Linked DNA regions of Homo sapiens: region 2 is linked to region 1. A link is a loop called in an ENCODE intact Hi-C map of the cell type or tissue named here. Cell type or tissue: Calu3. All regions are shown on one strand. Links, peaks and the distances in the headings refer to the core of each region. The heading gives the core; the rest is flanking DNA.

Region 1 (16,583 bases), core at 3,933-11,932:
ATGTGAGTTTCATGGACATAAGAACTATGGCCCCCCTACTCCCCACCTTGTTGCTTTAGCACTGCACACAAAGCAGATAATCAGGAATGCTGTTTAAATAAATAAATCATTATATTTCCTTATTTAAAGGGCCCATCAGAGCTAGACTGACCTTGGAGTTGCAGCCAAATAACCTGTTGTTCAACTATCCTCAGGCATTTGGCCTGTTTTAGATATGGTTCTTTCTTGAGAAGGAATAAATTTAAATGTTCTGGAAAGTTTCTTTCTTAATGTAAGATTCTATAAATAATCAACATATTGGAATAATAGTCTCAACAATGCAGAAGCCCAGAAAGCTCCTTTTTTTGCACTATATATATCCCAATATTTATCTAAACATATTATATCCTCGAGGCCTCCTATACTATTCTTCGTGTGTGTGTGTGTGTGTGTGTTTTATTTAGGAAGTGATTTTTTATTCTTTAGCCATAATTATCCCACACTATTACATTATCACATTTTTTCCATATCTTTTAAATATTAGATACACGATTTGTTAGAAGTTAAAAGGGAAAATCATTCTTTTTTGCTGAATAATATCACATCATATTTAACTTAAAGATTATTAACTTTTTGAATATCAAAAATTGAGGCTGCTGGGAATCCCATTTATTTGTAGGTCCCAAAATAGCCCTGAGGTCTGAATAGGAAAATATCTTTTATAAACTATAACAAAACTCTCACCTCAAAATAAAACACTATGAAATTTACACAATTGTATATGTACTCAGTATCTTCACAATATCCAGAAACCTACTAGATTTTTAGAAATGGCAATGCCAATAGGTTTACATTAAGAAAAGAGAGCTTATATTAAGAGGACCTAACTTAAAACCTGGCATCCTGTGCAGGAATCTGTTCAATCCTTAGAACGGTCATAAAGTCATCTTTGTTGAAAACACAGGTCCTTGGACACCCCCAAATGCCAGGCAGAACAAAGAGAATTCCAGTACATTGGCTTTTATTGTTCATCTGAATGGGGTATAATTTTCAAATTCCTTTGGATGCCCCAAGGGCTCATGGGGTTGCTGGTCATATTTTGGGGCCTGTCATCGCCTTTTGCAGTTTTCATCAGGTGTATCCATAGCTGTGCAGTTCTAAACCAGCTTCTAGAACTTTTGCTCAAAAACTGGTGTTAAGGTGCCTCCATACCTACCTCCCAAAACTTCATAAAGCATCAGGCCAACACGGACCATTGCTTTACCTGATGGATAGCTTCATTTTTTCCTTTTTATTTAAAAACAATAGAGGGATGAGGGATGTAGTATTATGACAAAACTGGTTCCCTCCTATACTAATCTTATATAAGGAGAGTGTGGGTGATTGTTTGCCTCAATCTGTATTTAAGCTCAACACAGACTACTTTTCCTCATCACATATATAAATACACACATGCATATATGTAATACTTACAAATACTTACATTATTCAATGCTTACAAACACTCTATGAGATAGTTACATTATCCTTATTTTATATATTAGACAGTCATAGCTCAGAGAAGTTAAGAAACTTGTTGAAGCCTGTACACCTGGGAAGTGCTAGAGGACTGGACTTAAACTCAGGTCTATCTGATTCTGGAACCTGTGTTTAGAAATTTTCCCCCAGCTTTATTAAGGTATAATTGACAAATAGAGCCTGTGTTTTAACCATTATACCACACTCCCTCATCTAATTTAAAAGATTGAGTTGAACTAGATCATCCTTGAGAACCCCATCTGAAGTTTCTTTGTCCCTTTCCTCTCCCGTCAAGGTCGCTATTGGGGCCAAGGTGGGAGGGTGGTGTTCTGAAGATCTGGGAGCTGAAGTAAAGAGATATGAGGTTCCAAATACCCTCTTTTGCATTTCTTTTTCTATAATCATTTTTCTTTGGGATACATGATAAAGACTCCTACAATGGCATATTAAATAGTGATATTCAGGACTTGTGGTTGCTGCCGCTCATTTATCTTCCTCTTACACAACCTGATATTTTTGAGCTAAATTTTATCCATAGATGAGTAATGAAATAAACAGATATATGACTTTTGGTAAGCATTTGTTCCAAAAGTGTGAATGGTCTAAAAGTGTGGACTATTTCACTAAAGAAAGAAAACTTACACTGAGCAAAAGAGAACCATGTCCTGAAAGAAATGAGTTGAAAAAGGAATAAAATCATCTACTTTTCATTGTATGATCCCTCAAAATACTCTGGACATTACATTTATTCCACTGCAGGCATCTTGTAGACTAAAACAAAGAACACTGGACTTGGAGTTGGAGACCTGGGCTTGATTCTCATATAGACCTTACTAACAATATAACCCTGAGCAAGTGACTAAACCTCTCTCGGCTTCTATTTTCTCATTGTCAAGTTGGAGATTAGAACAGGATCTACCTTAAAGTGTTGTTCCTAGGAATAGATGAATTAAGTCATGTTTTAACAATGCTTTATATACTTATATTTGCATTGGATATTATTACAACTCACCGTGGTCCTGTGCAAAGCCACCAATCTAGTTAACTTTCTTTTAATACTGTGGTCTCTATCTGACTCCATAACACAATCTGTGGTCTCTGACTCCATAACACAATCCCCCTACCCTACCCCAGGCTAACTGACAAAGCACCACTATGATTGTACTAAGAAACAGTCACTTTAGCCAATGTAAGCAGATAGCATTCACAGTGAACTATGGCAATAGTCCTGTTTATGATAGAGAATATCTGGGTGCCAAGAGACCTACATCTAAGCCTCCTTACTGTTTATTTCTAGACGGGTGGAATGATACCAGCCAGAACAGTTGGACCCAGCTGCTCTAGTGGAAAAGGGAAAAATTTTCTGTTTGGAGTCAGACCACACAGGGGCTTGAAACTTGAGATTAAAATAACATTTTTTGTTGTTGTTTTGAACCTAAGAGTGACTGAGAAATCAGTGGAGAATGTGAAAGTGTCACTTTGTCAGTGGTATGTTTTGTACACAAAGAATAGGCCATCATATATCCCATGGTCACAACTACTCATGTTTGGTTAGCCTGTTGCTGGCTGCAAATTTCACATTAGAAAGTCATAACAGAATAGGAAATTGAGGAAATGCATGAGTAAATTAGAATGCTGACTATCTCTTTAGAGATTAGGATGAGGGGCAGAATGGGATGGCATAGCTAAAGCTCAAAATCTAGGGTAAACTGTTGCAGCAATAACAAAACAAACTAAACCATGTAGTTGTGTTGCCATCACTAGTCTAATTATCCACTTTGATTAACCCTGCCCTCTTTATTATCCCTTAAAGTAGTACCCTTCGTATGATCTCTAACAGAAAGATTTAGCTTAGTGATAAAAAGAAAAAAACATTTAAAAATTGTGCATGCCAGGGGAAAGCCAGTAAAATAAGCTAGCCTTGTGTGGAAGTTATATTTTTGGATCAAAATGATTACATTCGGCTTGAAAATCAAATGGTATGCTTGTTTACTAACATATTCTGAGATTTTTTTTCTCCCTGCAGATGTAAAATGAAAAAGGGAACAGGGCTATAGCTAGCATATGGAGGTGATTTGTTCAGATCTACAACTGGGCTAGAGCCATCAGTAACCCAGCTATAAATTCTGAACCTCCTGTATTTTCTTATTTCAAAATATGCTCTCCTCCATTTAAAGACAAAATAAAATCGAGTTGCTCTGAAAGATATCACATAGAGTAGAGAAATATCTCACTGGCAACAGTTAGGACATTGGATTATACCAAATCTGTCTGACTTTAAACTCATGAACTCGCATGTTTAAATCCAACATAAATCGTTTAGTTTTCAAGTTCCCTTAAGCTAGGAAAATTAAGACTTCCTGTTCTTCAGGGAGAAAAGGGGCTTAAAAACTTGAGAGGTTAGAGAATGTCTTAAAGCTCTTCATAATTGAGCATAAATAAATCCAAACCATATGGATTGCATTTCCTTTTTTTACTTTGAACACCGAGGGGAAAATCATGCTTGGCAAACTGATCTTTTTTTTTTTTTTTCCTAAATCCAAATATGTTACTTTCACCCCTGAGTCTCCTTCCCAAGCTGTACTACATCTGGAATATTCTCAGGACTCTTCAGTCTTTAAATGTGCAGCTCCCGTGAGGCCTGTCTTCTTCAAGAAGCCATCCCTGAGTGATTAGAAGAGACATACCAAATGCCTCTTAAACCTCACTGGGTAACATGTAACTTTCAAGGCTCCCCTTTAGTCATTTATGTGTTCATTTATGTATTCTGGTAGTTGTGTTTGCTAAAGGCTTATTGTGTTCATGTATAACAGCTCATGTCCTTTATTCTACATTTAACAACCATTTATTTAACATCTAATACTCCAAAGTTTTACGGATAAATGCCTAGGTTTGCACAGTCTTATGTTGTGCTTAATGACGCAACCCTCTATGGAAGACTAAAGATAGCCCCAGCTAATAATTCTCAAGTAAGACACAGCTGAGGAAAGAAAATTGGAATAGCTCTACCAGAGAAGGAAGTGCCTTAATGATGAGATTTCAAAGGCTCCAATAAGTCTCCTCCAGAAGTATCAGATTCATATGTTGAATTAATAGAGCTATTTTAAAAGACAAATCGTTTTTAAAATACACTAGAGTAAAATTTTAAATCCTGCAATTTGCTTTTTTTTCCCAAGTATCTCACTGTGTTCCACACATGAAGAGGGATACATGTTCCAATAGGGGTAGGAAGGGAATGAGATCTGCGGGTTATACACCCTACAGATTTTTATTTTAAGCTATATTACAGCAATATGGTAATTTGGGTAACATGAGGTCAGAAGGAGGAGAGAGAAAAAAGAAGAGATGGAAGGGTAATTACTTTAGTTAGAATTTGACTTATGTTTTAGGACTTCAAGAGAAAATCCACAGAAAATAATTCACATTTGAAGAAATTTGCCTATAATATGTATAGTATTTATTTTTTATATTTGCCTTATTTATTTCTACAGTGAAACTCCAAGTATTTTGGAGGTTAGGGACTCTCTGATACTTAACTATTTGCCACCCATGTGGTTCCCACCCCACCCTCACCTCAACATCTAACCAAGCCTTGGCCCAGAGGAGACATTAAATTTTTGATTGTTTGATAATAAGGGTTATTAAAAGTTTTACTGAATGTGGACACTGCCCTCAGCACTGTGTTAGGCATTGTGGAAAATAATGCAACACAGGGAGAGAATAAAATGATTGTCACTGTTCTGTTTGGAAAAGCAAAGCCTGTATGTGGAAATAACCAAAGTCATGTATGTCAATCATACAGAATAAACCCAAGAAATTAAGAATTTTCAGGCAAACTCTGTGGCCGTCTAGCACAGAAACATTTTATTAAGTCTGAAGGAAGCTTTAAGCAAATGAAAAGGTCTATTACTTTGTATCGTGGAATTTGAACTTAGGAAACTTGTTACCGTGAAGTTATACAGGCTGAAAATATGTGTACATAGCTTATCTTACCCACTCCATTTCCTATTTTAAAAGACTTTCTCTTCCTCCTTCTTCTTTTATTCAACTTCTGATAACTTTTCTAGGAATCCACTATGGGGGAGAAGAGGAGATGTACATTGATACATAGCTTCAGTGAGTTGAATCATGGTAATATGGAGATTAGGAAGGGGTGCCCAGGGCCCAATATTTGATAAAAAAGGAGGGTAATGCTTGTCTTACTTTGTTTGACATTAATAGGCATATACCAGACACTGTGCTAAGCACTTTACATTAGTCACTTCATTTAATCAACACAAATTTTTGAAGTAGGTACTATTATTTCGTCCATTTTACAATAGAAAAAAATGAGTTTCAGAAATCAAGTGATCTTTCCCCAAGTCACTCAGCTAGTATTCAGTAGAAATAGGATACAAACCCAGACCTGTCTAGCCCCATTTAACCACTTTAGTATACTGCCTTAAATGAACTCACCTCTTCTGAGTCCCAGGGTGTTCCTAAGCCAGAAGAGTAAATGACCACATTGGTTATACCTCAGTCCATGGACTCAAGTAATTATGACTTGTGGAACAGGAATTACTGAAACTATTGAGACAGACTTGAAGTCCTGTCTCTAAAACTTCCCTTTCTAGATGTTTGCTCAGATGTAGCCACCATACTTTAAGCAGAATACGTGAAGAAAATAGGTCAAGTGGAACATGTTGTAAAAGCTGGTCAGAATAATGAGAGGACCCATTGACATATCTTTTGAGGGACAGATGAAGAAATGTGGGATGATTAGTTTGAGAAGGAAATCCTATAGACATGTGATAGTTGTCTTCCAATATTTGATAGACTATCACATGGAAGTAGTATTAGACTTAGTCTATGTAGTTGTAGAGGAGAAATGTTTAAGAACAGATGTTAGAATAAAAATTCTGAATTAACAGAAAAAATTATAAACATAAGGCACAGTTTCATAACATTCTTTTGTGCCTTGAACCCTTTTGGAAATCTGGTAAAGCCTATGAACTTTCCTCAGAATGTTTTTAAATGCATAAAATAAAATGCATAGGATTACACAGGAAATAATTTGTATTTAAATATAATTTTTAAAATTTCAAAAAAATTGAAGATACCTACGATAATTTTATTTATTTATTTATTTAGTTCACATACATGATGCAAGACAGAGTGATAATTTTAAAGTGGTATAAAATATCTGTTTTTTAGGTATTGATAATATGATTAAGTTTTGTTGCCTACATTCATAGTCAGAGAAATATCGAATTTAAGTTAGAAATTAAATAAAGGTATAATATTTTTTTCAGTCAAAGTTTATGGTACCTCTAAGGGATCTGTGGATTCTATGTTTAGATCTTCTGAGTTAGAGGTATCCAATGGTGGAATGCGTTGTCATGAAAAGTTGTGGTTTTTCTATCACAGGAATTATGTTTAAGGAAAGAACATCAAGGATGTTTAAAAAGGATTACTGCTTTGTTTACATACTGGATGAGATAAACTCTCTATTGTGCTAATTCTAATATTCTATGCTCAAAATTCTTTAATGGCTTTTATTATATCTAGAGCAGAGATTTTCAATTTTTTAACCAGGGGATGACTTTCTTCCAAATAAAATCTCACATGATCTTTTAACATATCAAACAGAAAAAGTAAGATCAGTTTGGCTGAAGTGAAAATGGAAGTCCTAGATTCCCACCTGCTCAGCCTCCTTACTCAATTCGCTCTCCCCTCTTCACCTGCACCAATTCTGTTTCTTGTTTGTTTGTTCGTTTGTTTGTTTTGAGACACAGAGTCTTGCTCTGTCGCCCAGGCTGGAATGCATTGGCGTCCTGATCTCGGCTCACTGCAACCTCCACCTCCCGGGTTCAAGTGATTCTCCTGCCTCAGCCTCCCAAGTAGCTGGGATTACAGATGTGTGCCACCACACCCAACTAATTTTTGTATTTTCAGTACAGGGGGGGTTTCACCATGTTGGCCAGGCTGGTCTTGAACTCCTCACCTCATGATCCACCAGCCTTGGCCTCCCAAAATGCTAGGATTACAGGTGTGAGCCACCACGCCAGGCCTAATTCTCTGTGTTTGAATGTGAGATCTCTTCTGAGGAGTCCTAGGGCTTTGTGAAACACAGCCACATGATCAAATACACATTCCTTAAATTAGCATTCAAGGCCTTGTAAAATCTTACCTCACAATAGCTGCTCAACAGAATGCTCATTGTTTCTAAACAACCTACAAACATCCTGGACACCACACCTTTGTTCACACTGCTCCCCAGTCTGGAATGCCCTACACACCCTCCTCCTTGCATTTCCCTAAAGTATAGCCTCTTTAGAGTTCAGATTATGTTCCACTTCCTCTAAGAAGTATTCCCTGATCAGTTACTTTTCACAATTGTTCTTACACTCTGATCCATTTTCATACTTCTCTATATTTGACACAATGTAAGTGATGATGCTTTGATTTTTTTTTCTAATATTTATTTTGTCTCCTCACTGAGGGAGCAGGCAACAAGAGCTCCTAGACTATCTGTATCTCTGAGGTCTGGTAAAGTATCCTGTACACATAATATGCTGAAACAGTTCCCTATGAAATTCCTTTTTCATGTTTGTCATATTTCCCTAAATAAACCATAAGCCTTTTGTAGACAAGGACATTCTTAGACGTTTCTTCTGTCATAATTTATCTAGAATCTAGCATGATCCAGAGTCCACAGGAGACTTCAACTGGCCATGGTAGGATTTGGACAGGAAAGATGTTAGATGTGGGAAATTTAGAAAGAATGAAAATCATGATTTGATGTAGAGAGAGGGGTATCTGTTGTTAGGGAAGATGACAGATGCTAGGAATGAGGTGTAGAGGGGTACTCAAGAGTGAAGGAACAGGTTGAGACGTGATTAGGTAAGGCAAAGAATAAGATGTCAACAAAGAGATAATATTATTCTCAATGAGAGAGATCAACAAGGATTAACATGAAAATTTGATTTGAGATAAAATCAGAGATAAGGCCCTTCTCTTGCCCATCATTCATCAAAGCTCAAACAGAGTTACGCAGTCCAAACACAGAGAATGTCTACTTTGGGGCCTATATTCTGAGTTAAGACTCTGGGTCTTTGACTTGGTCCTCAAATAGATATCTGAGATTTCAAAATTCTCACTTGAAAGAAAAATGGTTAGACGTGGTACCTCTGGACCACTAACATCTTAATGTCTGTTTTCTACCACATGTTCAGAAATCCAATTTAATAAAGATAAGAAGAATAACCATTTGTTGAAGACTTACTATTGTAATACTCTGTGATAAGTGATTTAGATGAGAGAGGGGAGTCTCTACTTTCAGGAAGAGAGTGGATAGAATAAGATGAAATAAGATAATAGGATAAAGTGCTTTCAGGAATCCAAGAAGGGTGAGAACTTATAATAAATAACAATAGCTTACAATGCCCAGTACTTACCCTATGACAGGCGCTGTTTCATACATTTGGCAAATGTTACCTCATTTAATAGGCATAACAACCATTTGAGCTAAGTATTATTTTTCCCATATTAGAGATGAGAAAACAGGCTCAGAGACATTAATTGATTTAAGTTGAAGAGCTGGTGTGAATGGCAGAGTTGAAAAGTCAGAGTCTAAACCCAAGTCAGCATAGCTCCAGCTGAAGCTCTTTACTGTGACTTACACTGCCCCAGTATATTGCTATACTGTCAAATATTATTACTAGTTTCTTGGGAAGAAAGAAAACAAAAGAACTCATTCAGTTAAATTGCTAATTGTATGTAGAAATAGAGGCCAGGAAGTTTGAGTGTAATAGAAAGCCAGAAAATTTCAAAATCTTACTTGAACCAGATGTTTTAGTCTCTTTTCCCATCATATTTCAATACCTCTCCCAAGATTTCTGGAGACACTATAAAGAAATAGCTAATAAGTTGCCAATGGAATTTTGTGGTCTTTTCATTTAATTCAGGTCTTGGGAACAAGAAACTAACCAACCATTAGAGTAGATATCTAGAAAAGAAGAGGGTGATTTACAAGACAGGATAACTCAGTTGGAATAATTAGAGGGTGACTGGCTCTTTATTTATTTAGGCTGAGGGATGCTCCAAATAGGAGGTTTGTGATTCGCACTGGGTCAAAAGAATTCTGCATTTTCTGTTTCTGAACACCATATTCTAAGAGCAGCCCTGTCTTTGCACTAGGCCAGACATATCAGAGGGATTCGCCTCAAGCTCTCAGTCAGTAAATCCATTGTAATTTACCTCAAGAAAAGATACACAGGTCTTGACAAGGGGCTTTTGTGCTTCAGGTACCTATTTAAAACGTTTATACATTATGACTACAGTCAACAATAATTTATTATACATTTAAAAATGACTATAAAAGTATAATTGGATTGTTTGTAACACAAAGGAAGGATAAATGCTTGAGGTGATATATACCCCATTTACCCTGGTGTGATAATTACACATTGTATGCCTGTATCAAATATTTTATGTACCATATATATATATTCATTTTTGCCTGTATGTAGTAGGTATATACATATATATATGTATATACCTATATATATATATAATAGATGTATATATATAGGTATATACTGGTATATATATATATACACACACACACACCTGTATATATATATAGGTGTATATATATAGGTGTGTATATATAGGTGTGTATATACCTATATATACACACCTATAGATATATATAAACCTGTATATATATATACACACAACTATATATATACACACACCTATATATATACACATACCTATATATATATACAAGTATATATATAGGTGCATATATGTGTATATACATATATATATACACACACCTATATATACATATGTGTATATATAGGTATATACCTATATATATGCACCTATATATATATATATACACACACACAGGTTTTTTTTATATATATATATATATACACATCTATATATATACATACAGGTATATACCTATATATATATGTGTGTGTGTATATATATATATATATAGGTGTATATATATAGGTGTATATGTATAGGTGCGTATATAAGGTGGTGGATATATATATATATACACACCTTATATACACACCTATCCTATACATATACACCTATATATATATACCTACTACGTACCCCCAAAAATGAAAAATTTTTAAAAAGTTTTATACAAATTTGAGCTTAAGGCCAATTTTTGAGCACGCATTCGGTGAGATGGCTCCAGCTTGATATCCAGGGTGCTTCACAGCAAACAAATTTTCTTCATCAGTGCTAACTACTTCGTTCTGATCTTTTCCTACCTATCCACACCCTTAGATTATCTTCTTAATGGATCAGACACAGGCATACCCCCTTATAGGTTTGTAATATTTTCTGCAATGCATAAAGTACCTCTTCAAATCTTTACCAAACCACTCTGTTTTTTTTTTCCTCCTCTGCGTTCTTAATAATCCATTGCTCCTTTTCTGACTGACACACATTCACCCCACCCTTCAAGTACCTTGAGGGCATAGTACTTCCTTTTTGGCAAGGTAAAGTTGACATTTGTTTACAAATAAAGCCATCACTTTTCAGCCTGAAAATGAGCTCATGCTGCTTCAGGGAAGAGAGAAGAGAGCACATATTTCTCAACCTGGAATGCTCTGCTTTCTTTTTTAAATCAACTTTATTGAGGTAAAAATTATATGGAGAAAAAAGCATCCATTTTAAGTGTACAGTTCAATTAATCTTGACAAATGTATACGCCTGAGTAGTTTTAGCTCCTCTCAAGAAATGAATCATAATATCATCCTGGAAAGTGCCCTCCTACCCCTTTGAAGTCAAATTCCCACCGTAACTCCCATCTTTGAACAACCGCTACTCTCTTTCTATTATTACAAAATAATTTATTCTGTTTTAGAACTCCTTTATATATATGAAATCATACAGCATTTACTTTGTTTAATTTGGAGTCTGGAGATTCATTTATGTTATTGTGTATATCAGTAATTTATTTTTTTTTTGCTTACTAATCTGTATTTCTTTATAGAATATGACATAATTTATCAATTTTATATTGATAGACATTTGAGTTGTTTCCAGGTTTTAGTTATTATAAATAAGACTGCTATGAACAAATGAACAAATGCAAGTCTTTTTGTCGTTGTACACAAAATATCCAGATATAAAATTGCTGAAGTCATAGGGTAGATGTGTAATTAGCTTGATTAAAAAAATTGAAAAAAAAAACTTTTCTCCTAAGAGGTTGTACCATTTTGCATAGTTCAAAGAGGTTGTACCACTCTTATCTACAATGTACAAGAGTTCTAGTTGCTTCACATCTTCACTTTGTTGATGAAAAAACCAGACTCCAAAATATTTTAAAGAGGTTTGAGTCAATATGAATGACTATGTCCCGAGGAACACAGTCTGAAGAGATCCTGAGAAAGTGCATCTGCAGAAGTTAGATTACAGTTTGGCTTTATACATTTTAGGGAGGGAGGAGTTACAGGGAAAGTCATAAATCAATACATGGAAGGTATATGTTGGTTTTGCCCCAAAAGGTGGGATATCTTGAAGCAATGGCCTGCAGGTTATAGGTGGATTAAGAAATTATTTAATTTGCAGTTGGTTAAAGGAGTAAAGCTTTGTCTAAAAATTTGGAGTCAGCAGAAAGGAATGTTTTAAGATAAGTAATTCTGTTAACCAATACACTGGGTCAGAGTGACCTGTAGGGGTATGTGACTTAATCATTGTCTGGCATGGCCTTAGGTCCTGTTTATAATTTGGTATTTTATTGTCACAAAGAGTCCATTTAGTCTTATGATCTCCATTTTTACTAATTTTATTAATGCTAGTCAATTGTGCCTAAACTCCAAAACCCATCATGGCTGGGAATTCAGGTTTTATGGTTTTTCTGGGGTCCCCTTGGCCAAGAGCGTGTCTGTTCAGTCAGTGGGGGGCTTAAGATTTTATATTTACTTTACAACTTGATAGTGTCACTCTTTTGTAGGGGTTGAGAGAAAGCTTTCTCTCTGCCCACTGAAGATTCACTGAAAATGAACTGACAAAAGGCAGATTAATAGGAGAAAAAGGCATACACATTTATTAACATGCCTAAACACAGAAGCGATACACAAAATATGAGACTTACAGAGGGGCCCTATGGTTGAGGCTTAAATACTGTCTTTATATGGGAGAGATGTATGGACTCAGGAGACAGACATTATTTTGTACATGATTCTATTTGGAAGCTAGATGGACAAGGTTAGGGGCAGAATTACATAGGAACAAAGATTGTCTTTTTATGCAGATAAAGCCCCCCTCCCCTCTAGGAAATCTCTTAGAGCTGCCCTCAGAAAGACAGATGAAACATTTATCTCAGTGTGATGATGACCCCCAGTTTCTTCTCTTCTCTGTGGTTGACCTTTCCTGGTTATTTGATGAGATTCCTAGAGAGGTAGTCTTAATACATAATGCATTTCTTTTTGGAAATAAGCTTTCTTAGATAAGGAAATTTCAGAGAGAGTCTCCCCCAGTGCTTCTGGAAAGAGGATCAGAGAGACAGAAAGGCAAGGGAAGGTCAGAGAGAGCCCTTGGTTCTGAGGCTTATTTCTGAGACCTTTCCACTTTCAAAGTGCTTAGCGTCCTAAAGAGCCATATTTTGGGGAATTATTTTCTGTACCCCAACACTTTTTATTTTTAGCCATTCTGGTAAGCATACATTTTTATCTCATTTTAGTTTTAATTTATATTTATTTGAAGGCTGAAGATGTTGAGCTTCTTTTCATGTGCTCATTGGTCATACATATATCTTCTTTTATAAAGTGTTCAAAAGTCTTGTGCAATCCCCACCCCACTTTTATTAGGTTGTTTATCTTCTTAATATTGAGTTGTAAGAGTTCTTTATATATTTTGAATGTCAGTACTTAGTCAGATATATGCATTATGAATATTTTCTAATGTTCAAAATATACCAATAAGAAAATAAAAATGCAAGTCTTTTATTGGAAGAAAATGTGGTTTCCAGCTTCATCCATGTCCCTGCAAAGGACATGAACTCATCCTTTTTTATGGCTGCATAGTATTCCATGGTGTATATGTGCCACATTTTCTTTATCCAGTCTATCATTGATGGACATTTGGGTTGGTTCCAAGTCTTTGCTATTGTAAATAGTGCTGTAGTTAACATACGTGTGCATGTGTCTTTATAGTAGAATGATTTATAATCCTTTGGGTATATATCCAGTAATGGGAATGCTGGGTCAAATGGTATTTCTGATTCTAGATCCTTGAGGGGGTCTTTGCTATTTTTTTTTTTTTTAATTTCTGTCTGTTTTTAGATATTTGACTATGATGTGCCTGAGTGTGGTTTTCTTTATACTTAGCCTACTGGAGTTTGCTGAGCTCCTGGATATATAGGTTATTGTTATTCACCAAATTTAAGACATTTTGAGCATTATTTTTCAAATAACTTTCTGCCTAATTCTCTCTCTCCTTGCCTCTGGGGGTCCAATTACATGCATGTTTGAGAGCTTTGCATTATCTCACAGGTCATTGAGGCTCTTAATTATTTTCAAATCTTTTTCTTTGTTTTTCAGATTGGGTAATTTGTATAAATTTGTATTGAAATTCACTGACCCCTTTTTCTTCTAACTCCAGTTTGCTGTCAGGCTCTTCCAATAAGTAGTTTTATTTCAGATATTTAACTTTTAATTTATAGATTTTTAAATTAGTTTCTTCTTTATTGTTTTTATTTTTCTGCTGAGATTTTTCTATTTATTCTCTTATTAAAATCATATTTTTCTTTATATGTTTGAATATAATTTAACAGCTGCTTAAAAACCCTTATCTGTTAATCCCAAAATCAGAGTATACAGAGATATTTTAATATTGATTGCTTTTTTTCTTGATTTAGGGTAACATTTCCTTCTTTGCATATTAAGCTATTTGTGTTGCTAGATATTTTGGATAATACATTGTAAGAAATCAATTTTGCATATTCTCTTCCTTTAAATAATGTTTCATTTTGTTGTAGCAGTCAGTTAATTTGCTGGCAGTTCTACTTGGTTTTGTGGAGGCTTGGTTATAGGCTTTCTTAGGGTGTGTTTATAGAGTAGCTGTAACCCTACAGCATGGACCCTTTTTTAATGCATGGCCTTTCTGTTGCCTTAGCTGAATGCTAGGAATTGGATTGGGGTCTTGTCACTCTGGCTACAGTGCCACTCTGATATTTTTTAGCACTGTGCAACCTCTAGAATCTCTGTTCAACTCTCAAATCCATGACAATTTCTTGTTGCTAGGTCTCACACAGTCGTGCCCCACACATCTATATCCTAAACCTTGGCCAGTGACTTATGGGAAACTCAAACAGAGATACCTGTGAACCCTTCTGCATAGCTCCCTCCTCTCCAATATCCTACCGTGAACTTTAATATTTATCTTCTCAGCTCAGCAGGACTGTCTTGGTCTGTTTGAGTTCTACTTTCTTATGTCTTTCTCAAGAAATTTTTCCAAGTCATAGAACTGACATGAATATAGGGCTCACTTTGTATGTTTCTTTTTTCTTGGTGACCAAAGTCCTGTACTACCTATTGTTCAGTATCTTAAAACATTTTTTTTTACATCATGTCCAACTTTGTGGCTTTTCTAATAGTGGGAGAGCATGTTTGGCATTAGCTACTTCATCATAAGCAGAGGCAGAAATCTCCCTGCATTTTTATGCTTTAGCAAATTTGTTTCCAATTATTGTTAGTAGTAGTAGTAGTAGTAGTAGTAGTCACCCATTTAACAAATTAGGAGATGTTACATGAATGAGCTAGGATTCAAACCTAGGCCTTCCAGTTCTAAACCCCTGTGTTTTCCATTACATTGTGCTGTCTTTCCATTTAAGTCATTTTCTAGTTTTAATTTAATAGGTGCTGAAGATCTACCATTATACCCCAATTTCTTGCCCTATGATCTAGCACAAAAATCTAAAGATTTCAGTGTCTTAATATACTTTTAAAAATGTAAATATCCATAAATGTAGTTACAAATAATATAGCAGTGTCAGAAACATTTGAACCAGAGTGACTCCATTTTGAGTGAGGGCTAGGAAAATGAGGCTGGGACTTGCTGGGCTGCATTCCCAGAAATTTAGGTATTCCTATCTTCTTGATGTTTATGGTTAAGGGAACAGATTGATAATGTTTACTAAACAGACCCAGACTTGGGAATGTCCAGATATCCCAATATCTCAAGAAGAAAGGCATTCCTAATTTTGCTTTAAAGATACTAATAATGATTCTTGCAAAATATAATAATTAAGAAAATTAATCCTTTATCACTTGTACCTAGGGTGGACGCATTCCTCCTCTTACTTTCAGGAATGCCCACACTCTGTATGGAGTAGATGTTCTTTCACTACTTTACTTTCTTAATAATCTTGCTTTTGTTTTGCACTGTGGACTCGCCCTGAATTCTTTCTTGCATGAGACCCTGTAACATCTTTCTGGTGAACCACGGAAGGGACGATACTGAAGAGACCCCCAACTGAAAGGAAAATCATCTGTGTGCACCAGTTGGCTGAATTTGGGGCACTATTATTCAATATGTAGATGATCTGTTGATTGCTAGCCCAACCAGAAGAGACTCAGATGAAAATACCAACAGGTTTCTAAATTTTCTGGTAGCTAATGGGTATAGTGTCTCATGGCATAAAGCCCAGTTTTCAACTCAAGAGGGTAAATACTTAGGATTTGTCCTAACCCTTGGCACCTGAGCAGTAGTGCCAGAATAAAGTGAAGCTATCTTAAGTATTCCACAACCCCAAACTAGAAAGCAGCTGTGGGTTTTCCTAGGGATGGCAGGATTCTGCCATTTATGGTTGCCTGGATTTGGACATATAGCCAAGCCTTTATATGAGGCTCTGAAAGGAGCAGATGTAGATCCTTTTGAATGGGATAGTAACTGTAAACAAGGTTTTAATGCTCTCAAGGAGAAATTGGGATCAGCTCCAGCCCTACGAATTCCTAATCTTGATAAGCCACTTTTCCTTTATGTGGCTGAAAAACAAGGAACCACCCTAGGTGTCCTTGTATAGGAGATGGGAGATATTCTCTAACAGTGGCATATTTTTCTAA
Region 2 (16,583 bases), core at 4,858-12,857, 77 kb after region 1:
AAATTAGTGCCTCAATTGAAGGCTGAGGTTTAGTTTTGGGACATACAGGGTCAGTTGGAATGAAAACCTGGGATGTGGATTGATTCAATGCTTTCCTGAGGGATGAGTTTCAGGAAGTAACTCATTCTGGGTTTAGACTCCCCAGGTGAAAGTATCTGCAAGCTTCTAAATTGAGGACTAACTGAATTTCTAATACAAAACCCTCTACCAAATGAACCACTATTTCTAATAACCCAACTATCTCTCCATACTGGCATATGCTTCCTCAAGTGACAATCAACTGATAGTCAGCTCATGCCATTTAACCCTGCTATCTACAACTATATTTATCTCTTTCTTTTCTTTGACAAACTCAATTATAGAGTCAATACATGCTGCCTGTCTCCATTTCTTCTCCACTTTTCTTCTTTTTTTTTTTAACAGATGACTTCTACCCTTGCCATTCCATTGAAATAGCCTTCTCTAAGGTTGCCAGATATTTTATGTATTTAACTCTTTTCCTCTGTCTTTTTTTTTCATTCTCATCACTGCACTATCCTTTTCCTTTACCTATCTCTGCTAATTTTTCTGTCTCCTTCACTATTACTTTCCTGTTCCCCTTCTTAACTATTGGAGACCTGCAGTCCTAATCTTTTTGTTTGTTGGCTTTTCACTCTCTGAGAAACTTAAGCCATTCTAATGGCTTCAATTATCAGTTTTATGCAACTGATTCTCATATCTTGATCTCTCTTTTTGATATTTCTCCCCAATTCCAATCTCATTAATGTAGCTAACGGGCAGTTCTATTTTTACATTTTGATGTCCACTTCACAAAGAGATTCACATAGAACCTGGATGAGAGAATAGAGAATCAAGGGAAGGACAATTGATACAATTTTTCAAGTAATAGGGAACCTAAGAGTTAAAACATATAATTTCTAAGTTGAATATCAAACTATGTTATTATTCTTGTGCTTATCCTTAAATGAACTTGAGTATTTTAATAAGGCTTCACTTTCTTTCAGTTTCTCTGTGAAAACAAAGCTATTCACATTCTGAGTCAGCCAAAGGTGGTTTCTTATAGACTATATATATATATGTGTATATATATATATATATATATATATATAGAGAGAGAGAGAGAGAGAGAGACTATATATATATAGAGAGAAAGACTATATATGTTATGGTTTTGCTCTGTGTTCCAACCCAAATCTTGTCTCGAATTGTAATCCCCACGTGTCAAGGGAGAGACCTGAGGGGAGGTGATTAGATCCTGGGGTGAGAACTCCTTCAGTATCACAAGAACAGCATGAGGGAAACCTCCCCCATGATCCAATCACATCCCACCTGATCCCCCCCTGGACACCTGAGGATTACAATTTGAGAAGAGATTTGGATGGGGACATGGAGGTAAACCATATCACCCTCCCATCACAGACCCAGAGGCCTATGGGGAAAAATGGTTTTGTGGGCTGAGCCCAGGGCCCTGCTGCTCTGTGCGGCCTTAGGACATTGTGCCCTGTGTCCCAGCTGCTCCAGCTGCAGCCATTGCTAAAGGGGGCCCATGAACAGCTCAGGCCATTGCTTCTGTAGTTGCAATCCCCAAGGCTTGGGAATTTCTACATGGTGTTGAGCCTCTGGGTGTGCAGACGGCAAGAATTGAGGGTTGGGAACCTCTGCCTAGGGAAACGTGGGGTTGGAGCTCCCACACAGTGCCCCACTGGCACAATGCCTGTGAGAAGAGGGCTGCTGTCCTCCAGACCCCAGGATGGTAAATCCACTGAGAGATTTCACTGTGCCTGGAAAAACCACAGGTACTCAATGCCAGCCCATGAAAGTAGCCATGGGGACTAAACCCTGCAGAGCCACAGGGGCAGAGCTGCCTTGGGAGCCCACCCTTTGCATCAGCATGCCCTGGATGTGAGACATGAAATCAAAGGAGATTATTTTGGAGCTTTAAGATTTAATGAGTGCCTTGCCAGGTTTCAGATGTGCATGCGGCCTGTGGCTCCTTTGTTTTGGCCAATTTCTCCCATTTGGAAAGGGATCACTTAACTAATGCCTGTATCCCCATTGTATCTTGGAAGTAACTAACTTGTTTTTGGTTTTGCAGGCTCATAGGCAGAAGGGATTTGCCTTGTCTCAGATGAGACTTTGGACTTAGGCTTTAGAGTTAATGCTGCAATGAGTTAAGGTTTTGGGGGACTGTTGGGAAGGCGTGATTGGTTTTGAAATATGAAAAGGACATGAGATTTTGGAGGGGCCAGGGATGGAATGATATTGTTTGGTTTTGTGTCCCCACCCAAATCTCATCTTGAATTGTAACCCCCATAATCCCCACGTCAGAGGGACCTGGTGGGAGGTGATTGGATCGTGGAGGCAGTTTCCTCCATACCCTTCTGGTGATATTAAGGGAGTTCTCATGAGATCAGATGGTTTAAAAGTGGCAGTTTTCCCTGTGTGCTCTGTCTCTCCTGCCACCTTGTGAAGAAGGTACTTTCTTCCCCTTCACCTTCCACCGTGATTGTAAGTTTCCTGAGGCTGACCCAGCCATGTAGAACTGTGAGTCAATTAAACCTCTTTTCTTTATAAATTACCCAGTCTCAGGTACTTCTTCACAGCAGGGTGAGAATGGGCTGGTACCCTAACCATGGTAGGAGGTATGGGAAATTCTGTCTAGGCAATCATGTGGTCCAAGGCCAGGAACATCAGAACTTAGTACTTTATAGGGGGTAGTTTTCTGATAATTATTTTTTGCTTCTCTTATTATTTTATATTCAGGTTTCTAAAAATTTGTTTTCAATTTATTTTAGCAGTTTAAATTGTGTTAAGAAAAATAATTAATTATGATATGATTTTAAAATTTATTGCACAGTACATTGGTGTCTCATCATATTGTGGAGGGGTTGGTTCCTATGTTCTAATGTCAGCACTTAAGGTAAAATTATATTTGGGCAAAATTATCCTTTAAAATCCCTTAAATTGCTGTGACCTGGGCCCCTGAAAGTTAAAATTACAGGAATTAATTAATTTTGTTTCTCTTTGCATTTTAGTTGTGGCTTCCCTTTTCCTGGAGCTAGAGAGGGCAAACTCAATTTTGGTCTAGTAAAGGGAAGTTGGGGAATTGAAATGCTGTAGTTTAAATTTGTTTATGGCAAGGCCTCACTTCTCTAGGATAAATTCCTAGAGTGAAATTTTTAGTGAAACTTCTGGGTCAAGGAATCTGTGAAGTTTAAATGTTGATATATAATGCCTGCCTTCCAAAGTAACAATTTCAAAATCCTAATAAGTTTTGTTAAAGTAAATTAAAATGGAGTCCAGGCCTAAAAAATCCCTACATAGACAAAGCTAGTTAGGTCTCATCAGTGATCCTAACCTTGCTTGATTCACAAATGTAAGAGGAACTTGGACAATTTCTTATGATGGCCTATATCAAAGAAAAATGAAACCTAAGCTCTACCAATCAGAAGTCTACAACAAACCTATCTAAGGGAACTTTACAGCAGTAGAGGCCAAATAAGGCAACTGTAAAACTAATGAATCAAATATTTTCTTTGCTTTAGTTTATGTTTATCTTTTAAAATTTTCCCTTTGTGTTCTCTCAGCAGAGACCCTGAAGCACTTCTGGTTTGGACCTGCCCAATAGCTGTTTTCTCTATAAACTCTGTAAAGTTGTATTGTGCCTCAGACAGATGGTATGAACATACTTGTTCCCTCACACCCTCACCAACACTATATTTCTCAAACATTTTAATCCTTGCAAATATGAAAAATTATTTATTTAAATTCACCTTTCTTTGATTGTGGGTGAAGCTTAATATCACTTAACAGTTATAAACCACGAGAAGCAATATAGTATGTTGGCTAAAAGCATATCATATCTTAACTCCCCGATGAAGCTGGAAAACATTACTTAACTTCTCCATCCATGCCTTAGTTTCTTCATCTTTACAATTGGAAAAATTATAATATACACCTCAAAGGGTAGTTTAAGAATAGAAGAAATTAATCATGCATATGTAAAATTCTTAGAAGATCCCTGACATGAGGCGAATGATCTTTAAATATTATTTATTATTTTAAAAAATCAACTACCTGTCCACATATATTCCCCTTTTTCTATTTTTTTAATTAAAATATTTTATCTGTCATGAATATCACTTATTTCCTCCATTCTGTAATTTGACCTTTATTTTTGATTATGGTATATACATTTTGAGTTTTACATTGACATTTACATTTTTGATCCATTTGGTATTTATTTTGGCGTAAGACACTTGTTAAATACATAGCTGTATTTTTTCTCACAAAGGCAGTCAGCTCTTCCAACATAATTTATTTGACATTCCACCATTTATCCACTGATTTTAATTAACATGTCCGAGACTAAATACCTATGCCATTTACATTTATTTCTGTACCCTCTCTTGTGTTTCACCACTGTGTCCGTCCCTTAATCACAGTATAAAAATGTTTTAATTACTGTAGCTTTATGATACATTTTAGATAAGGTAAGTTTAGCCTTTACTATCCTGGGTATTTTCTTGGGTATAATCATGTACTTTTTTTTAACCTGCAGAACCAGCTTACCTAGTTCCAAAAATATGCTCTCAGTATTTGTATTGAGATTCTTTTAGGAGATTTTATTTCCTGTTCATAAACAAGACATATCGTTAAATTTATTTATATTTATCCACAAACAAGGTATATATTGATTAAGTTATTTTTATGTTTTTAATAGGACTTAAACTTTTCTTCCTTGTGCACTTGTTATTTTTCCTAGAAGTTTTATCTTTTGCTTTTTAATTGCCTACATAGCTATGTGTATATTCCTTTTCTCATTCCTTACTTTGCATATTTGATATTTTTGTATAATATACTTGACTAGGCTAGCGAGAGCATTATACATTTTACTGGAATTTTCACAGAACTACATATTATAGTACTTATTGTTTTTTTCTGCTCTCTAAATCATATGTTTATGATTTAATCTTTTCTAAGTATTTCTGTTTTCCTTGGATCTGTTTTGTCTTTTGTTTGCTCTTTTGAGTTCGGGTCTAGGTAATATGTTGTTACTCTTAATAGTTAATACAAAGAGCATTTATAAATATAAATTATTGTAAGTATAGCTTGTAAGTAGTATTTTTTCTTTTCCCCTTTGAGCAATAAGTTATTTAAAAGTTTATTATTTTCATAATTCAATTTTCTAGAATTTTTGTTTATTTTCATTTTTATTGCTTTGTGGTCAGATAATGTGATCTGTATATTTTGTGTTTTAGGAAAATAGTCATAGTCTAATCAATCAGAAAGAAGTTGCACTTTTATTCTGTAAGGTACAATGTTCTATATCTAATAAATAATCTTATTAGTGTTCTTATTTATATTATTTACTCTTGTTTAATTCTTTTTTTTTATGAGACAGACTCTCACCATGTTGCCTAGGCTACAGTGCAGTTGTCATAGCTCATGGCAGCCTTGAGCCCCTGGACTCAAGTGATTCCCCAGCCTCAGCCTCATGAGTAGCTCAAACTACAGGCACAATACATCACACTGGCGAATTTTTAAAAATTTTTTGTAGAGACAGGGTCCCGCTGTGTTGCCAAGGCTGGACTCAAATTCCTGGCCTCAAGCAATCCTCTTTCCTTGGTCTCCCAAAGTGCCGAGATTACAGGCAAGAGCAACCACACCCAGCCTTGTTTATTTCTTGTGCATTTGAGAGACGTGATTTAAAAATCTGATTCTACCATGTACTGTTTTGTAGCATTGGGCAAATTACATAATCTTTTTCTAACTCATTATTAAATTGAGCCCAGCTCATGTTATGTTTGAAGGTTATGAAGGCCGCAGAGTTTAATGTACATTGTGTATACATCATATAAAGTGTTTTGCATGCTGCTTAAAACACAGTAAATAATTTTATCTAAAAATTATTTGCTCATCTTTTTTGTCACTGTCTTATTTTGATTTTTAACCCAATGTGAAGATCTTTGTTCTTTAATAGATTAATTTTTTTCAGTGTTATTTTCATTTTAATGGACTCCTCCTTCCTTCCTTCCTTCTTTCCTTCCTTCCTTCCTTCTGAAACTCATTTTCTCTTTATACTATTTTCTATATTTTACCACATAGAATATGTTGTGTATCTTGTCCAAGATCACACAGCACATGGTAGATTCAGGATTTCAATCCATGTCTTCCTGAATACAAATCCCACACTATTTCCAAAAGTCCAAATAGCTTCATAATAATAATGACTTCTTAGAGTTATAAGGAGGAACAAATAAAATTAGGTTTGCAAGTGGCCTAGCACAGTGCCGTGTTTGTTTCTTCTTTCTTCTCTTTTTTTACTATTGTGCCCTACAATGACAACCCATAGTTTTAAGAGCCTCTCTAAGGTATAGCATGGTGAACAATGCCACTGCTTTTCAATTCTCTTTCTTGACCCCAGAGTTTTCAGCGATAGCCTATCACTTAACAAATACAGATGGGAAATTAGTTCATCCCTGAATTATAAATTTCTTTGTTTTTATTGCCATATTTCATCAATTCTGAAATGCGTATTTTTTAGATTTTAATAGCTTTTATATTAGAATGGACCTTATAATTAGTGGTGTCTTACAACTACAATTGGAAGTGTTTTTCCTTTCTTTCTTAGTGGCACTTTGAATGATAATGTGTTTTAGAATCAATGTCTGTTTAGATTCAATGAAATATGATATGAACAAGTCAATACATTATAGATATGTAACATATTTTATGAAGTTTAGCCCCTCTCTAGAAGATATCTTAAAATTATATAAATAAAATTATGTGTGAAATCATTTTATTGGTGAGGAAACTGAGACCTTTTTTCTACGTTCATACAGTCTCTGACTGTCTCTTCTGAGCATTGCTGAATTTAATTATTTCCTGTCCCTACTTACTGACACTTTTTCATTCATTTCTCTCTATCTCATACATGAATTCAGTCCACCACTTACTTTTATATTATTTCCTGTCAATTCTATTAGTATATGGATTTCTAGTCTATCCCGAATGAATATTTACAAAGCTTCTTCATAAAGTACAAAGGGGCATACAAAATTAACATAATGACAGACAGAAAGTCATTAATCACATTTTTATTTTTTATGCTTCTGACCTTTTCAATCTCCTTAGCACATATTCAAAACTCTCTGAACATAGTAGGTGCTCAGTAAAATCTTGTCAATAAGAAGCCAGGATCTATAGCTACTTTTCTCTCTCCCTGCTAAACTAATGACAGAAAGCAGTACCAAGCATAGTGTGCGTAGCACACCTTAGTCATCCAATAAATGATAATTACTCTAGTTTCTCTTCATATCGCATAAATCTTTCACCTTTTACCAATAAATGATAATTCCTTTCTTTCATTTTCTAAGCAACTTTATCTATATAACAGTTTATAGCTATGGACTCAGGACTAATATTGGCTTCCACCTTAGTGGTGCATATAAAAAGAGTCCTTGGTCAGATACTTTATATATACATCAGATTTATAACTTCCTGACTTATAGAATATTAGAATAAGAAGAGAATATGAAAGATCATTTGGTCCAATGTCCTCACTGTATAGGTGCTTATATCTTGATCTAATTAGCCCATTTTTCTTAATTCCAGTTATTCAGCATTTAGAAATCCCACTTCTCCCAAACCACCTGAAATTCTATGGTACTCAATTTCCTAACCTCGAAAGCGTGACTTTTCTGTTTTACAAACATTGACTGAATACCTGTATCAGTGTGTTATAGAAGATAAAACAACAAGTTCTGGCCTTAAGAAGAACTGTATAACTTTTGGCAAGGAAGATAAACTCTCAGAGTATCCGTTCCCTACTCTGAAAAATTAGTATAACAACACCCCTCTCTTGTGGTTGTTACAAGCTCACATTTATAAAACAAATCACAGGCTGCTAGCAATAAATGCACATTTGCACTCTACTCCTCTTCCCCCTAAACTCCAGGCTTTTCTGAGCTCTAGTTAACTGTTTAATTTTTTTTTTTCTCTCCTTATATGTTAGTCAAAGTCTCTAACAACGACTGGTTTGGAGCACTGTCTTCTGCTTTCTATCAGGTAATCACAGAGGGCGATTGTACTGTGGGAGAAAAGCCTTGAAGTAATGCTACCAAGTGAGGTGTGCCAATATTAGTTTTGGAGTGACTGAGGAAGTGAGAGATAAGGATGCAGTTGGGAAATAACAGACTCCTTATAAGTAGCATTATTGTAGCCAAAACACTATTGCATTCAAAGCCACTTGTTTACTTATTCTTCCATTTGCCACTTCATAGGTTTAAAACAGCAGTTTTCACATTGTGTTCTGAGAAGGCATGGGGGTCTCTGAAGCCTTTTCAGGGGATCTGCAATGTCATTCCTTTTCCACATACATATCTATGTGAGGCTGAATTTTCTTCATATACTTCAACCAAACAACTGATTGAATGCAACAGCTGATACAAAAATCCAGCTGTCTATATAAAAAAGAGTAGCAAAAATGTGAAACAATGTCATTCTTTCCACTTTTTTCAGTTTTTAAAGTATAGTCACATTTCATGAAAAAGTAATTTATATTAATAGGTTTATTTTTTAAGTGAATTAAGAAATAAATATCTTTTGAAAATTTCCGAGTTTAAATTTCTAATATGGCAAATATTTATAGATATAAACCACATAAAACCAAAAGAGCATTTTAGAGTTCTCAATAATTTTTAAAGTATAAAGAGGTCCTGAGACCGAAATATTGACAACCACTTGTCTAGATGAAATAAATTAACTTATAACATTACAGATCTTTCACAAATTCCTCTATAACAGGGATCAGCAAACTACTGACCACAGGCCAAATACAGACTTCCCTTTGTTTTCGTAAATAAAGTCTAATTGAAACACAATCACAGCCATTTTTTATATATTGTTTATGGCTGCTTCAGTGCTATAATGGTAGAGTTGCATCATTGAGACAGACTATACTGACATAGAGATGAAAATATTTACTATCTGGCTCCTTACAGAAAAAGTTTGCTGATCCCTCTCTATAATATAGAATAGCTGTGTCCAATTATTTAAAGTAAGATGCATTTCTCTTATTTGATTCAAATATTCCTGTTACCAATACATCCCAAATCAATCCTGATAATCAGCGGAGAAATAGATGACATATCTGTATTGCACATAACTGCTCAGTAAATATTTATCAAAAATCCACCAAGTTCCAGGTATTATGCTTAGAAATGGGGATATAATGTTGAATAATACAGACATTGACTTATTTTTGTGGAAATTATATCATGTTTATTCAGGCTCAATTTTTCTTTGTTTCTTAAGATTAAACACCTCCTAACTTGAATACACCACGGATTTATAAAACTTATCTAGAATAGAGACATAGGCAACTGTCAGAAGTATGCAGCTTTTCTCATATTTGAGAATGCCCGTTCAAATAGAAGTCCAAAAGTTATTAAATTTGAATTTGAAGAACATATGACTTTTTTTAATTTTTAATTTTAATTTTTGTGAGTACATAGTAGATACATATATTTCTCAGATACATTACATGGTTTCATACAGGCATCCAATATGAAATAAGCACATCATGGAGAATGGGGTGTTAAGCCCCTCAAGCATTTATCCTTTGAGTTACAAACAATCCAGTTACACTCTTTAAGTTATTTAAAAATGTACAGTTAAGTTATTATTGACTATAGTAACCCTCTTGTGCTATTAATTACTAGGTCTTATTGATTATTTCTAAGTATCTTTTGTACCATTAACCATCCCCACGTCCCCCTCACACCTCCCCACTACCTTTCTCCAGTCTCTGGTAACCATCCTTCTACTCTTTATGTACATGAGTTCAATTGTTTTGATTTTTAGATCCCACAAATAAGTAAGAACATTCTGTACCTGGCTTATTTCACATAGCATAGTGACCTCCAGTTAAATTCATGTTGTTGCAAATGACAGTATCTCATTCTTTTTTATGGGTGAATAGTACTCCATTGTGTATAAGTACTATAATTTCTTTATTCATTAATCTGCACAACAAAGGAAACAATCCATAAAAGTGAAGAGACAGCCCACAGAATGGGAGAAAATATTTTCAAACTACACATCTGACAAGGGATTAACAATCAGAATATATAAGGAGCTCAAATGACTCTATAGGAAAACATCTATAATCCAGTCAATAAATGGGCAAAAGATTTGAATATATATTTCTCAAAAGAAGACATACAAATGGCAAACAGGTACATCAAAACGTGCTCAACATCACTGGTCATCTGAGAAATGCAAATCAAAACCACAATGTGATGTTATCTCACCCCAGTTAACATCCTTATATTCAAAAGACAGGTAATAACAAATGCTGGTGAGAAAAGGCAACACTTGTACACTGTTGGTGAGAATGTAAATTAGTACAACCACTATGAAGAACAGTCTGGAGGTTCCTCAAAATCTAAAAATTGAGCTGCCATATGATCAAGCAATCCCACTGCTGGGTATATACTCAAAAGAAAGGAAATCAGTATATTGGAGCGATATCGGCACTCCCATGTTTGTTGCAGCACTGTTTACAACAGCCAAAATTTGGAAGCAACATATAACATTTAGATCAATTGGGGATGAGAAGGAAACATGTGCTAGGAGGATTCAGTAATATCCATTTATTAGTTCAACAAGGATTTATTACAAAACTATTATGTACTGGACTGTGTCTTGATATATGACTCCCATCCTCTATGCCCACCAAGTAATTACTGTTCATCATGTCATGATTATAATAAGAGAGAAAGGATTATTTTTATTATTATATTGGGATGCTATTATTTCTGAATATTAGCTCTTCAATAAGCTGCGTAGATTGCCATGGAAAAAATATGGTTAGTTTTTTTACTTACTCAGTGGTCAGAATAAGAGGACAATGATTTCTTAAAAATTATTTTAGATTTGGGCATACATGTGATGATTTGTTACATATATAAACGTGTCATGGGGGTTTGTTATACATATTATTTTATCACCCAGGTACTAAGCTCATTACCTAATAATTATCTTTTCTGCTCCTCTCTCTCCTCCCATTCTCCCCCTTCAAATAGATCCCAGTTTCTGTGGTTTCCTTCTTTGTGTTCATAAGTTCTTAGCATTTAGGTCTCACTTATAAGTGAGAACATGCAGTATTTGGTTTTCTGTTCCTGAGGTAATTTGCTAAGGATAATAGCCTCCAGCTCCATCCACACTCCCGCAAAGGACATGATCTCATTCTTTTTTATGAAGGACAATTATTTTATTTTATATCTCATTTCTTGAATTTCAAAGCTGGGCTTCAGTTACAGAAAAACACCATATAGCCAGAGGTATTTAGAGTTAGAAGAGATTCAACTTATTCAAATCTGAAATTGAGGAGCTGAGAGGTTAAGTGGTTTCCCTAAGATGACATAGCTAGTTTGTGGAAGACTGGGAACTAGAACCCCAGACATTGGCTTTTTCCATTGAGCCACACTACTCTCTGTCTTTTCTAAAGTGTTTGCTGTGAAGGAGACACAAATATTACATGTTATCTACTGTCTTGCTAGGACAAAAACATGAAATTAAAATCCATTCATGATGAGATCATGTCTCTGAAGGATTCAGAATAATTATTTGGTATAGTCATTTATATGGTGTATTAGTCCATTCTCATGCTGCTATAAGGACATACTCAAGACTGGGTAATTTACAAAGGAAAGAGGTTTAATTGACTCACAGTTCCACGTGGCTAGGGAGGCTTCAGGAAACTTACAATCATGGTGGAAGGGGAAGCAAACACATCCTTCTTCACAAGGCAGCAGGAGAGAGAAGAATGAGTCCCCAGTGAAGGGCACTCATTTTATAAGGGGGAAGTCCCTTATAGAAACATCAGATCTTGTGAGAACTCACTCACTATCACAAGAACAGCATGGCAGAAACCACCCCCCTGATTCAATTTATCTGCACGTGGTCCCTCCCATGACACGTGGGGGTTATGGGAACTACAATTCAAGATGAGATTTGGGTGAAAACACTGTCAGACCATATCATATGGGAAGTTCATTCCCAGAGCAATGACAAGGAGAGGCAAAAGTAATAATTGTTTTATGGATTGGAATAATTGAAGGAAGAAAGGTGAGGCAAGCAGGAGCTATGTTACTAAAAAAAAAAAAAAGAACCGTGAGCAAATGACCAGTAAATCAGCTAGCTGTAACACTCTCTTTTTGTGTTTTTAACTAGTAAAGCAGTTTGAGTTGTGACTTTGGGGAAATGCCTTAATATCTCTAAGCTTCAGGTGTATGTAAAAATGAATCTAAGTAGATAATCCTACCCCACAGAACTATTGCAAGGATTAAATATGATAATTGCAAAACACTTAACATAGTTCCTGGCATAGAGTGAGTACTCATTTAAAGATGAATATTATAACTAGTGTGAATTAATTTTGTTGTGATCACTTTTAGTGATCCGTATATAATTAGGTTTATATATAAAGATATCTCAGCACTCTGGCACAATCCAGGTATTCTAAGATTGTCTGCATCTTTGTTTTTTTAATACAAAGCGACTGGAATCTACATGAAGTATTGCAAGGGATCCTGGGAAGAGGGCACACTGACAAATGGATTCGACCATGTGGTCTCAATCACAAGTTGATGCTAACTAATAAATCCAGCTTTTAGATTTTGCTTATATGGAAAAATAATAAATTATATAGGAATTTATAAATAAGCAGCATACGATCTCCATGATTTTTACTGCAAGAATAAAAGTTGCTTTGTAGTATAAGCATTTTTTTTTGTGCCCCTGGACACAGACAAAAAAATATGGTTATGGGTTGGGAATAATGATGTTGGAGTGGACTTTTATTGACTAGAATTTCTTGCCCAATTTGTGGACTTCTAGACATGCATATAAGACCTGTTCCACTGAGCAATAATTTTCTCACCTCCCCAAAAATCAATGAAGAGGCTTCAAGACACACATTTATGGTGACCTCTAACAACTGGATAACTAGGAAAATTATCCAACTGCTTCTTATTTCAAGGTCCATTGATATTCTAACAAACATTTATTAAGTCCTACCTATTAAGTGTCTACTACTGTGTTGAGCACTGGAGAATGATAAGACCCAGTTATTGTCCTGAAAGTCATCAAATAATTTATTTTTTCATTTCTATAATAGCTTTATTGAGATATAATTTATACACCATAAAATTCACCCTTTTAAAATGTACAATTCAGTAATTTTTAATTTATTCACATACTTGTACAACTATTACAACTCTCTAATTTTAGAACATCAACTTATAAAGAAACTCTATCCCTATTAGCAGTCACTCCCTACTTTCCTTTCCCCTTATACCTTGGCAACCACTAATATGCTTTCTAAGTCTTATAATCCATTAATTTATTCATTTAAAAATATGTGATGATTGTCTGCTTTGTGCTTCATGCAAGACATGATGATATAATACTGAACATGATGGAAAAGATTCAGCCCTCGAGGAGGTTGCAACCTAATGGGTGAGACAGACTTAGTTAAATAAGTGTATGGTTACAAACAGTGGTGCACATCATGAGTAAAGTGTGCTTTGGTGTCCTGAGAGCACACAGGAGAGAAACCTGACCTAATCTGAGAAGGCTTTGCTGAAGAATTGACATTTGGTTTAAGATCTAAAGGATAAGAGTTATCCAGAAAAAAGAAAGAAAGGGAATTATTCCATAGAGTAGGGACAACATGTGCAAAGCCCCATAACAGAATGAATACAGCAGATCTGAGGTGAAAAATAGGTCAATATGGTAGGAATGCAGAGATTAAGGGAGAACATGCTGTGAAATTAGGCTGGAAAGATAGGCATGAGTAGGGTCACATAGTCCCTTGTAGGCCACATAAAAGAATTTGTACTTTGTTTTCCAGGTGCAGAGGGAAGCCATTCTAGAGTTTCAAGCAGCAAAGGAGCATAATGTGATGTTTTCTTTTTAAAAATATGATTTGGGATCATGAATAAAGCATGGTTTGCTTGTGGCAAATGTGCAAGGAGGGATACCAGGTAGGAGGCTGCTTTTTAACTTAAGCAAGAAAGGATAGTGACATTGACTAGGGTGGTAGCAATGGAAGTGGAGAGCAAGAGATGTATTTACTACAAATAATTATTCCATCCCGCTATCTTACCAGGTCTTGTTCCTTCAAAATATTGCTAGAGTTTTCTCATCAAGGAATCCTCTGTTAAGCCTCCCTGGCTTAATAGTTCTCCCAGCCCTAGGAGGCATTGGCTGCTTCCTGAGGTTACCATATCTGTGATACCTCAGTGTCCTCTTTTGCCTTTTCACTTCTCTAACACATTTTTTTAATGGTAATTGTCTTCTGACTGGGCTCTGAGTAATTAATTCAATACACTAAACATTTGGCTTTGAATTTTAACAAGAAGTTTAAAAATGTAACCATGTATGTTGTTTGATAAGAATAGTAGCTCTAAGGTTGTCATTATAGATGTTCTGATCTTATTAATTGTAATTTAAGAGGAAAAAGTTTAAAAAACCAAAATGCCAAAGTCAGGTATAATACCATAGATTTCAGAGGTGGTAGAGAAATAATAATTTAATCCAATTCTCATTACTTTTCAGTGTTTTTTAGGGTAAAAAAAACCACAAAAAACCCTGAGGTCCAGAGATGTTAATTGACTTGTCAAAGATCACAGAACTAGGTAGTTAGCACAGAGTCAAAATTTTGTCTTTTTTTTTAATCTAATGTTTAGTGTAATACACTATGACATATTTAAATGATCTGTGTGGCTCTTTATGTGTTATTGGATAACAGAAAGTTAATCAAGAGTGAACAGAGCCAGTGATATTTAGATTTATTTAGACTTTCATTACCTGGAACATCAATAGTGCAAAAGGGAAGGGTAGAAACTCGTATCCTTAAAATTTGCAAAAAATGAGAGTGAACTGATAGAAATAGCTTCCTTAAACTATATTTTATAACTTGCTAACATCGTTATTTTTCAATACAATATATTGACGGTATATATTAGCATGTTCCAAAAATTTAATTTACATTGAACCATATATATTGACATATAACAAGTTCTAGTTAGTAGTTGAGAAGCTAAAAAGGAGAAGACAAGGGTGGGGACATAAAATTGAGCCTGGAAGGTGAGGCTGTGGAGAAATAGGAATGCTTTTACACTGTTGGTGGGAATGTAAATAAGTTCAACCATTCTGGAAGACAGTATGGCGATTCCTCAAAGACCTAGAACCAGAAATAACATTTGACCCAGCAATCTCATTACTGGGTATGTACCCAAAAGAATATAAATCATTCCATTATAAAGAAACAAGCACACATGTATGTTAATTGCAGCACTATTCACAATAGAAAGGCATAGAATCAACCCAAATGCTCATCAATGATAGACTGGATAAAGAAAACGCGGTACATACACACCGTGGAATTCTATGCAGCCATAAAAAGGAACGAGATCATGTCCTTTGTAGGGATATGGATGAAGCTGGAAGTCATTATCCTCAGCAAACTAACACAGGAACAGAAATCTAAACACCGCATGTTCTCACTTTTATAAGTGGGAGCTGAACAATAAAAACACATGGACACAGGGAGGGGAACAACTCACACTGGGGCCTGTTGGGGGTAGGGGGTGGGGAGGAAAAGAGCATCAGGATAAGTATAGCTAATGCTCGTGGGGCTTAACACATAAGTGATGGTTTGACAGGTGCAGCAAACCACCATGGCACACGTTTGCCTATGTAACAAACCTGCACGTCCTGCACATATGTCCTGGAACTTAAAATAAAATAAAATTAAATTAAAAAAATAAAAAATTGAGCCAGGAATGAAGTTAAAAATAATGCATACCACAAAGTCCTTACACACTGGTGATGGGCGGACCACAGCTTTGACACTAAGCATTCTCAGCATTTTTGCAAAGAAGGAATATCTAAACTTGATCAGCTGCATCAGTGGTAATCAACTCTGGTTGTGCATTAGAATTACCTGGGGAAACCTAAAATGTTGATTCCCATGCTCAAATTAGACAGAATGTATCAGAATCTTTGGGGGTATTTTTAAAAATCTCCCCAGGTAGTTCTAATATGTAGTCAACCATTTAGGTACTTGGTCCACAGTGCGTCACCATCACCCACTTGCCATAAAACAAAAATAAATACATAACATCTAACTAATATTACCTGGAGAAGCACCACTATTCCTGATAGTAAGATCAGGGAGAAATATCTCTTCAATCTCCTCTTACAAAAACAAAACATAATAAAACAACTTCAAAATCCCAATGCCTTTATAAAAAAGCACATCAACTTCCATAAATATATTTTCTCTCCACTGAGATTTTAATAGATGTTGGGTTTAATAGATGTTGGTTAATTGGTACCTATTCCAAATTACCAATTAAATAGATCTTTAAATGACAATTTACTGTTGGCATTCTGTTGTGAAATTTGGCAGCCAAAAGGACGTGCGCCCACTAAGAAGGCCATCATCAGGACCTGGCCTTAATTATTGTGTTTTTATCCTTGGGTGGTGATAGATTTGCTTTGGGTCA

What was found. A loop is a pair of places that touch in the nucleus more often than their neighbours do. Peaks named below come from ENCODE experiments on the same cell type or tissue, not always from the same donor. Only the 100,000 strongest peaks of a DNase experiment are listed, where the experiment ranks them.
Region 2: a loop joins it to region 1, with 2.4 times the contacts of the local background. A loop is called at or near these places in 1 of 110 quality-filtered maps.

Annotation. Positions count from the first base shown.
Region 1 is chrX:116,273,573-116,290,155 of GRCh38, forward strand. No RefSeq gene overlaps it. Among named protein-coding and RNA genes, the nearest start is that of AGTR2, 110 kb to the left of the region's middle. In Calu3, for the core only: no CTCF peak of the experiment used is centred there; a DNase peak (open chromatin) is centred at 7,739.
Region 2 is chrX:116,349,364-116,365,946 of GRCh38, forward strand. No RefSeq gene overlaps it. Among named protein-coding and RNA genes, the nearest start is that of SLC6A14, 79 kb to the right of the region's middle. In Calu3, for the core only: no CTCF peak of the experiment used is centred there; no DNase peak of the experiment used is centred there.